Linked DNA regions of Homo sapiens: region 2 is linked to region 1. The links are chromatin loops, found by intact Hi-C in ENCODE. Cell type or tissue: sigmoid colon. All regions are shown on one strand.

The links. A loop is a pair of places that touch in the nucleus more often than their neighbours do. Peaks named below come from ENCODE experiments on the same cell type or tissue, not always from the same donor. Only the 100,000 strongest peaks of a DNase experiment are listed, where the experiment ranks them.
Region 2: it touches region 1 in a loop (2.0-fold over the local background); 14 of 110 quality-filtered maps call a loop at or near these places.

What each region holds. Positions count from the first base shown.
Region 1 is chr12:111,662,371-111,667,370 of GRCh38, forward strand. It overlaps BRAP (BRCA1 associated protein), which reads right to left. Exons shown (of 12, transcript NM_006768.5): 6 at 3,269-3,417. It also overlaps the pseudogene PCNPP1. Among named protein-coding and RNA genes, the nearest start is that of BRAP, 21 kb to the right of the region's middle. In sigmoid colon, no CTCF peak of the experiment used is centred here; no DNase peak of the experiment used is centred here; H3K27ac peaks cover 260 bases.
Region 2 is chr12:111,542,766-111,547,765 of GRCh38, forward strand. All of the region lies in intron 5 of ATXN2 (ataxin 2), which reads right to left. Among named protein-coding and RNA genes, the nearest start is that of ATXN2, 54 kb to the right of the region's middle. In sigmoid colon, no CTCF peak of the experiment used is centred here; no DNase peak of the experiment used is centred here.

The DNA of each region.
Region 1 (5,000 bases):
AGAAACCCTGTCTCTACTAAAAATACAAAATTAGCAGGGCATGGTAGCACATGCCTGTAATCCTAGCTACTTGGGAGGCTGAGGCAGGAGAATCGCTTGAACCCAGGAGGCAGAGGTTGTGGTGAGCTGAGATTGCGCCATTGCACTCCAGCCTGGGCAACAAGAGCGAAACTCCGTCTAAAAAAAAAAGCTATAACTAGTAACAGTTACCCAACTAAGTAAATAAAACCAAGAAAATGGAATAAACAGGAAGAACACTGTGTCACAGATGACACAGCTCTATCTGTGTAAGAGAAAGGAAAGGATCTAGTCCACTTCTTCCTTTAGCATCAAAAGAGAAGACAGAAGACAAACTCAAAGAAAGAACAGAAATGGTAGCCAGAAAGCAGAATGCAGAAAGTAGAAATTGGCTTTGTCTCATCCCTTCGGTCTGTGTGGTGGCTGTGAAAGTGGTTGAATAAGAAAACAGGCCAGGTGCAGTAGCTCACATCTGTAATCCCAGCACTTTGAGAGGCCGAGGCAGGAGGATGGCTTGAAGCCAAGTCTACCCTGGCCAATGTGGCAAAAGCCCTTCTAAAAAAAAAAAAAAACAAAAAACTAAAAACAACAGAATTAGATTTCAGAACTGGTTCTGAAATCTAATTCTCTACACTATGCCCAAATGATCAAAACGATCTTTCTGAAATGTAAATTTGATCTTGAAAAGAAAAAAAAATTACAAGAATAAACTTGTAAACAAACAATTAGCATTCTATGATATACTACCTCATCTGTCTACTAAAAAATAATCAACAGTTTATCGGCCAGGCACAGTGGCTGACGCCCATAATCCCAGCACTCTGGGAGGCTGAGGTGAGTGGATCACCTGAGGTCAGCAGTTCGAGACCAGCTGGGCCAACATGGCAAAACCCCATCTCTACTAAAAATATAAAACTAGCCAGGTGTGGTGGTACATGCCTGTAGTCCCAGCTACTCGGGAGGCTGAGGCACGAGGACTGCTTGAACCCGGGAGGTGGAAGTTGCAGTGAGCCGAGATCACGCTACTGCACTCCAGCCTGGGTGACAGAGTGAGACTCCATCTCAAAAAATAATAATAATAATAATTAACAGTTTATTAAATTCTTCCTGCCTTTCTCTGCAAAAAATTATTTTATCCTATTTTCCTGATGAGATCTTTGGGAGCTCTTCCCAAAGCCTTCTCTGACATCTCTATCAAAAAGACCAACACTGCCTCCTACTGCAGCCCTTCCTGAGTACCCCTGGTTGGGGATGCCATCATTCTCTCTTCCAATCTCCACCCTGAACCACATGTGTTTATGTCCAAGTGTAAACTCTCTTAGACCAAACCACCCCAAAGAGGACCTGAATTTGCTTCCTCTGTCTCAGCATCTCTCACAGTTCTATGCATGTACCAAGGCTCAAAACTCATTAAATGAACTGCATGATTCTGAGGGCAAATGGCATGTCTTACATCCCATATGACAGGTTGAATTCTAGTCCCAGTTCTGGCATTCTCTGGCCATGACACTTTGAGCTTGCAAATTCTTATCTTTGGGCCTGTGTCCTCCTCCTGTATAAAATGAGGTTGTTGGAAAAAATGGTCCCTGAGGAAACTTCCAACTTTAAAATGCTATGGTTCTGTAACAGTTAATTTATATCAAAAGGAATACTGGGGATGGGTATCGTGGCTCATGCCTACAATCCCAGCACTTTGCGAGGCCAAGGCAGGAACACTGCTTCAGCTCAGGAGTTCAAGACCAGCCTAGACAACATAGCGAGACCCCATCTCTACAAAACAAACAAAAAAAACAATTAGCTGGGTGAGATGGTGCACACCTGTAGTCCCAGCTACTTGGGAAGCTGAGGCGAGAGGATCACTTGAGCCCAGGAGTTTGAGGAGGCAGTGAGCTGTGATCATACCACTGCACTCCAACACGGGTGACAGAGCAAGACCCTGTCTCAAAAAAAAAGTAAAACTGGAGTGGCGGGGAACAAAGAATTGCCTAGAACTTAACTGGTATAGCAGATGGACTGAAGATACAGGTAAACACTTTAAGGAATGCACATATCTCAGTATGGCTTTGTTCAAGGCAACTGGACAATTCCTTGGAAAACTCCCAAATGATACCTAAGAATTGACTGAGGACTCCACGGAATTGGAGCAAGACTCCTGTCCAGCTAAATAAGCAGGGCAGTGATAAGCTGCAGAGACCCAGTTTATTTATGTGCTCCTCAGTGTCTACCACTGTGTGCCACGTCCCCCACCAGGTGTGAGAGACACAGCAGTGAGCAAGCCAGGCATGGCCCCCGCTCTGTGAAGCTGATATTCTTCTTCCGGCCACCAGGCCACTTGTGGGTGGACAGAGATTCCTGTAGACTTTCACCCCTCCTCACTTCTGTGCTTGGGAACATGATCTTCCCCTTCCCCCACTGCCTTCTCTGGGTTCTGCTCTTTACCCGGCTTAACTCCTAATTACCCTCCTGGAGATGCCACTTCTCAGGTGGTCCTGGCTTCATTAGGGCCCCAGTTCTCAGTCCCAATGCTGCACACTGCTCTTCTGTAACACTGGTTATGGCTGTGATTTATTTACTTGTGTGATTTCATTTCTGGGTTCCCCTCTGTACTGGGAAATCCAGAAGGCCAGCATCTGATACACCTTTCTGGTTAAGTCCCACAGTGCAGTCTGCAAAGGGAGCAACCATCCTGGATTTAGGGGGTAAAAAAAAGGTACAGGCCTTACCTGTTCTTTGTCTGTAGCAACATCACCTATGACTAAGACCTGGTATGTTGGGAATCAGGAGGCTGTAGAGTAGATCTCATACTTAGTAACTGCTATTTCTACTGGCCACCAAGCCATCAACAGCCCAGCAAAGCTAAAATATTAGGCTGCTGTAGCCCAGTTGATAAGAAGCCCAGAGTGAATGGCAGACACCAAGTGCAGCTGATACATGAGATTCCAGACCTAGATTTCACTGCAGCACGAGAGCCTCAAACTAAGCTTTGCTTTTTTTTTTCACTCTCTGGCTCTTGGAAGGAAAGAACAACTCATGCTGCTTTGGGGAATTCCACAAGGGTTCAGAATCAGCATACTAAAAAAGGACTTGGTCTCAGAATGCCGATTCCCTGAACTTAGGAAAGGGAAGGAGAAAAAGGACCTCTTGAATAAAGTCAAATACTTGGAATGGTTCATTTCTGCTGGTGGCTCTTTTTAATTCTGGAAGGGTTGCAATGGGCTTGTACACAGAGGGGTTCGGCCCCTGCACTCACGTGGTATCGTCCCAGCGCTGTAGACACTGGCTGTGGAAGCTGTGGTTACATAACGTTGTGAGGATGCCATTCACAGACTCGTCCATGCGCTCCAGACACACCGTGCACTTGGGGAGTTCAGTCAGGTCCATCACTGGGAGGCTGGCGCCCTACAGGAAACACCTCACATAAGCCTCACTCTTCATCTACCAGCAATACTTTATTTTTCCTTCTTTTTTCTGAGACAGGGTCTCGCTCTCTGTCACCCACGCTGGAGCCCAGTGGCGCAATCATGGCTCATTACAGCCTTGACCTCCCAGGCTCAAGAGATCTGCCCACCTCAGGCTCCCCAGTAGCTGGGACTACAGGCATGAGCCACTGTGCCAGGCCTTTCTTCTTTTAATAATAGTTTTCTAGTTGCTTTTTTGACTCCTGGCAGGATATCCTCAATATCATTACTCTAAGCAAGTAATTTAAATTGGTAATATTTTCATTCATTTATTCATTCATTCAAGAAACAGGGATGGAGTACCTCCTGTGTTCCAGCACTGTGCCAGGTACTGGGAGTACAGCGGTGAACAAAACAAAGATCTCTGCCCTTACAGAACTGACATTCCAGGAAGGGAGACTGCTGTCAAAACCTTAACATATAAATCTCAAATGTGACCAGACTCCTAGCTCAAGCTCTAAGTGTCTACGACTATAATAGAACACAAAGGAACAAAAGAATAGCTGGACCTGAAGGATTTTTCCATAGAGTAAGTTATAACTTAACACTTTCTACTCAGTGATGACAGCACCAACAACACTGATTTTTCTTTATTCCCTCATTGTACAGATAGAGATTGAGCCCCTGCTATGTGCAGCAGACAGACACTGTTCTAGGTGTGGAACAGTGGTGAGCAAAAACAGATACGTTAAGTCCAAAAAACAGTCAGCTCCTGCCCCCACAGAGTTTAGAATCTAGTGGAGGGAGAGACAAAAATCAAATTAAAAAGCAAACAGTACAGGAAGCCACAACAGGGTGTGAATTAGGGGGCATGACAGTCTAGATGGTCAGGAAAGGCATTCCTAAGACAGTGCTTGACTTGACGCTTCCAGCCAGAAGACGAGAAAGAATTACTTAGGCAAAGGTCAGGGAGCACACACTTATGGACAGAGAAAAAGCACATTAACCTACAGTCCCTGAAGAGTAGATACTTACAGGAAATCTCTCAAGAAGCCACGTTCATTTAAGAAAGGAATCTCTAAAACTGAGGCCTCGTGCAGCAGCCAGCACAAAGGATGCCCAATTTTATCACGTCAATTTTTTTTTGAGTTTGACAAATTTATCGGTATTTTAGTAAAGACATTCATCTCAGTTGTTTCTCTCTCCCAGCTTGACCTTAGGTTAATATTTCATTTGGGTCAAGAAAAGAATATCTAGGAGAGGTATGTTAACAAACAGGAAAATGGACAAAAATTGATAGTTTGCCTACATTAAAGTAAGTTAAATTCATGTATTTTGATATAATTAAATCATGTAAGAACTAAGAGTTCTATATACATTTCCATTGTTTTACTTGGGGCTCATTCTAAACTTAAATGCTAGTGAACAAGTGTTAGGAATATACACAGGATGCTTCTCTGGAGTTATTACCAACTAAAAGAGCTCAGCGAGCAGTTACCACCAATAAAACAGTCTGAAGCTGCCTCCAAATATAATATTGTAGGAGTTTTCAAGGAAATGTTTATACTGTATGCTTCTTTTGTC
Region 2 (5,000 bases), 120 kb before region 1:
TCTACACTTTGGATTCTGCTCCCATGTATCTTGAATCAACCTTACTCTTACTAGTACCACACAGTATTTTTTTATCGTTTGTCCAAATAAAATTCTATTTTATGCTAGAGGTTTTTATTTTTTTTATATTTAATAAATGAAGTTATTGTTCTGACTTTGGCAAACATGATAGGGTAGAGAATTTCTATATACTCTAAAAATTATAAAACATGTAACTTTAATAAATGGAAGATGACCATATCTTAATAAACATGTAATGCTTTTCTACTGTGTACCACGAACTATTCTGTTTAGCTTTCCATTACATAGATCCGTTCCACCTGTTTCTTTCTTTTAATCTCAATAATCTCTGTACTGCCTCCATACTGGCCTCAATAAGTGCCACTCTCCAGTTACTGCTTGGCCCCAGAATGAACACATATCTGTGTCTTAATAAACCACAGCAAAGTTGAGGCCGTAAACAGCTTTTCTAATGTCACGCCGTTCAGAAGAGATCCCTGTTTGTTACTCGTACTCTGTTACTGATACACTATCAAGACCAAAAAGACAACCATATGAGAACACAACAGCACACCAGAATAAAACAATCTGTAGAATTTTATTTCTCACTGTTCTCTAATTACACATTAACACTCCAACTTCTTCCAACTACTAAAATCTACACAATTCTTTTATTTTTTATTTTTGAGATGGAGTCTCGCTCTGTCACTCAGGCTGGAGTGCAGTGGTACGATCTCAGCTCATTGCAACCTCCACCTTCTGGGTTCAAATGATTCTCCTGTCTCAGCCTCCCGAGTAGCTGGGATTAGAGGCGCACACCAGCACACCAGGCTAATTTTTTTTGTAAAATCTAGACAATTATTTGCATCGCTGACTCCATTTGATATTCAATGTCATGCAGTACAACATTCCATTTTTCTTGAATTTATTCACGTGCTTTGCTATCTCTAACTCTAAAAATGCTTAGAATAGAGTACATGGCGTATATGAACTCCCTGAAGAAACTGTGAACACCATGAAATTACATTAGCGTGGGCACAGTGGCTTGCACCTATAATCCCATCACTTTTGAAGGCCAAGGTAGAGGATTGCTTGAACCCAGGAGGTAAAGGCCAGCCTGGGAAACATAGTGAGAACCAGTGTCTATAAAATATTTTTAAAAATTAGCCGGGCATAGCGGCGTGCACCTGTAGCCCCAGCTACTTGGGAGGCTGAGGTGGGAGAGTCGCTTGAGCCAGGAGGTCGAGGCTACAGTAAGCCATGATCACACCACTGCATTCCAGCCTGAGTGACAGAGCATGACCCTGTTTCTTTAAAAAAAAGAAAAAAAATTAATTTTTAAAAGAATTACATGTAAAATCTACATGTGTGTAAATTTTTCTAGGGTGAGGGTATACAGTTTCACTAGGTACACAGTTTCACTAGGTTCTCAAAAGGGACCCAAAATAGATTCTTGTATTTCTCCGTACTGTCCATAGCAACAAGCACAGCAAGGAACACATCCCAGAGCTCTCTAAGTATCTGCTGGATGACTATATATGTAAGACCACTTACAGCTTTTTCATTCTTTCCATAAAATAATGCTTCTACAAAAGTGTATTAAGGCACTGAATTTCATTTATTCAAACACATTTATATTGAGCCTGTACTATGTGCCAAAGCACTATACTAGACCATGAGAATAAATAATAAAGACAGTATCACTGTCTTTACTTGGAGCACAAAGAGCTCAAACTGTAACAGGGGAGACAAGCATATAATTTTAATACAACATGGTATAAGGGCAATGATACACACATGATAGGAGGGAACTTGTGTGTGGTAGCTGGCAGTGTGTGTCATGTGGCAAGAGCAGCAGGCAAAGAAACAAACACTGGGGACACACATCTAAGGGGTGTGTGAAGGAAAAGAAGCCCAGGAATGAGGCAGGGAAGGAATGATCAATAAACATAAAAAATACAGAAGAGGAAATTCTGAAGGAGGGTGAAACCAACATTCAAGTGCAGCAATAAAGACAGAAAAAGATTCCAAAGGACCTGGCAGTTAGAGGTTAATCGTAGCCTTAGGCAGGATAATGGCTAGAAGAATTCAGGATTAAAAAGAATCCTTTTGGGCCCAGTGCGGTGGCTCATGCCTGTAATCCCAGCACTTTGGGAGGCCGAGGCAGATGGATCACAAGGTCAGGAGATCGAGACCATCCTAGCTAACACGGTGAAACCCCATCTCTACTAAAAATACAAAAATTTAGCTGGGCGTGGTGGCAGGTGCCTGTAGTCCCAGCTACTCGGGAGGCTGAGGCAGGAGAATGGCGTGAACCCGGGAGGCGGAGCTTGCAGTGAGCCAAGATAGTGCCACTGCACTCCAGCCTGGGCAAGAGCGAGACTCTGTCTCAAAAACAAAAACAAAACAAAACAAAAAAGAATCCTTTTTAGGATGAGCAGGAAGTGAATAGGTTTTCATGCTAAAGGGAAAGATTAACTAGAAAGGCAGATGTTGAAGAGCCCAGAAACAGAGAAGTGGTATAAAAGAGCAAGGAGAAAAAAAAAGATGGCCAGGCGTGGTGGCTCACGCCTGTAATCCCAGCACTTTGGGAGGCTGAGGCAGGTGATCACTTGAGGTCAGGAGTTCGAGACCAGCCTGGCCAACATGGTGAAACCCCATCTCTACTAAAAATACAAAAATTAGCCGGGCGTGGTGGCAGGCACCTATAGCCCCAGCTACTCAGGAGGCTGAGGCTGCAGTGAGCTGAAATCACGCCACTGCACTTCAGCCTGGGTGACAGACCGAGACTCCATCTAAAAAAAAAGAAAAAGAAAAAGAGAACAAGGAGGTAAGTAGAAGGGAGAGAGTCAAGGGCATGATTGAAGTTGGCTTAAAAATCCTCTCTACTAAAACCAGAGGAAAAATAATAATGAGGCCGGGTGCGGTGACTCATGTAATCCCAGGACTTTGGGAGGCCAAGGTGGGAAGACTCTTAGGCCCAGCAGTTTGAGACCAGCCTGTGCAATACAGGGAAACCCCATCTCTACAAAAAATATAAATATAAAAAATTAGTCAGGCATAGTGATGTGCACATACAGTCCCAGTTATGTAGGAGGTTGAGGTGAGAGGATCACCTGAGCCTGGGAAGTCGAGGCTGCAGTGAGCTGTGATTGCATCACTGCACTCCAGCCTGGGCAACAGAGCAAGATCATCTGAAAAAAAAAAAAAAAAAGATGGCACGGAGGAAGAAGATAAATTTGTAGATAAGGAAGGTAGTGGTTAGTTGATGGAGATCTTTTCCATTAACCAACCTTCCCCTTTTATGATTTTTCACTAAATGTGACAAAGAATCTGTTAAGCAAAAGTAATTCTTCAGACTAAATCCAATTAGAATGGTCATGAATAAGAATCGCAGGATATTATACAGTATTAGAATCAAAGCATGCAATTAGTTGTAAGTTTAAAGGACAGAGCACATTCTGTTACTTCACCAAAGCCAGTATAGCATGTATTTTTGATCAGTCCTAAAAAGCCCTAAATGCAGCGGAAAATATGATTTAGGCCAAGAGCTGGCAAACTTTTCTGTAAAGAGACAGTCAAATTTTCTGGCTTTGCAAGTCCTACAGTCAGCTACAACTACTCAACTCTATGGCTACAGCCATCAAAACAGCCATAGACAATGCACAAACGCATGGGCATAGCTATGCTACAATAAAATTTATTTACTGATGAGCAGATTTGCTGACCCCTATCATCTAGGCTGAGAATACTGCAAAGAAAATGAAGCAGTAGGAAAAAGTATGAGGAACAATGGAATAAGGAAACAGAAGTAAAGCCATAGTTGAGTTGGAGTAAAGAGGAAAACATGAATAATGGCGCAACAGGAAGAGCAGAAAGAAAATGAAGGAAAAAAATAGAGGAGAAAGGAATACTGGAAATGGATGGAAAATCAAGTAAAAAACAAGCAGAGATAACAGGACAATTCCAAAGATACACGAATACAGAGCCAAAAGCGACTGAAGGCCCTAAGAAGTTTTAGCAAAATGAAGAGAACCTCAGATCTGTCTGCACTGGAATTCAAATAAAGGATAAATACAAACTGATTTTCCAATGATAATCTGATGGTCTCTTCTAATTATGAATGTGCCAAGGTGACTCACAGCTCATATGACGTAAAGGTACTTTCAGTTTCTCAGTAAATCAAACTGGAACATGTATAACATTCAAGAGACCAAAGGAAACTTATTCACTGTACCGTAAGAAGTCACTATTTCAAAGCCTTTTATTCATTTGCATATATGCATGAATATAACTTTTAAACTTTATTGAAATCAATGATGTTAGCATCAAGAACTTAAAAGTCACACTGACCTTACTCATGTTAAAAGGTTTCCCCAGCAGCCGAGTGTGGTGGCTCACGCCTGTAATCCTAGCACTTTGGGAGGCCAAGGTGGGTGGATCATGAGGTCAGGAATTTGAGAAGAGCCTGGCCAATATGGTGAAACCCCGTCTCTACTAAAAATATAAAAATTAGCTGGGCATGGTGGCAGACGCCTATAATCCCAGCTCCTCGGGAGGCTTAGGCAGAAGAATTGCTTGAACCTAGGAAGCAGAGGTTGCAGTGAGCTGAGATCACGCCACTGCACTCCAGCCTGGGTGACAGAGCGAGACTCCGCCTCAAAATAAAGGTTTCCCTGGCTGGGCGCGGTGGCTCACGCTTGTGATCCCAGCACTTTGGGAGGCCTAGGCAGGTGGATCACCTGAGGTCAGGAGTTCAAGACCAGCCTGACCAACGTGGAGAAACCCAGTCTCTACTAAAAATACAAAGTTAGCCGGGCATGGTGGCACATGCCTGTAATCCCAGCTACTCGGGAGGCTGAGATAGGAGAATCGCTTGAACCCAGAAGGCGGAGGTTGCAGTGAGCGAAGATTGCACCATTGCACTCCAGCCTGGGCGACAAGAGCAAAACTCCGTCCCAAGGAAAACAAAAAAGAAAAAAAAGGTTTCCCCAAAAATA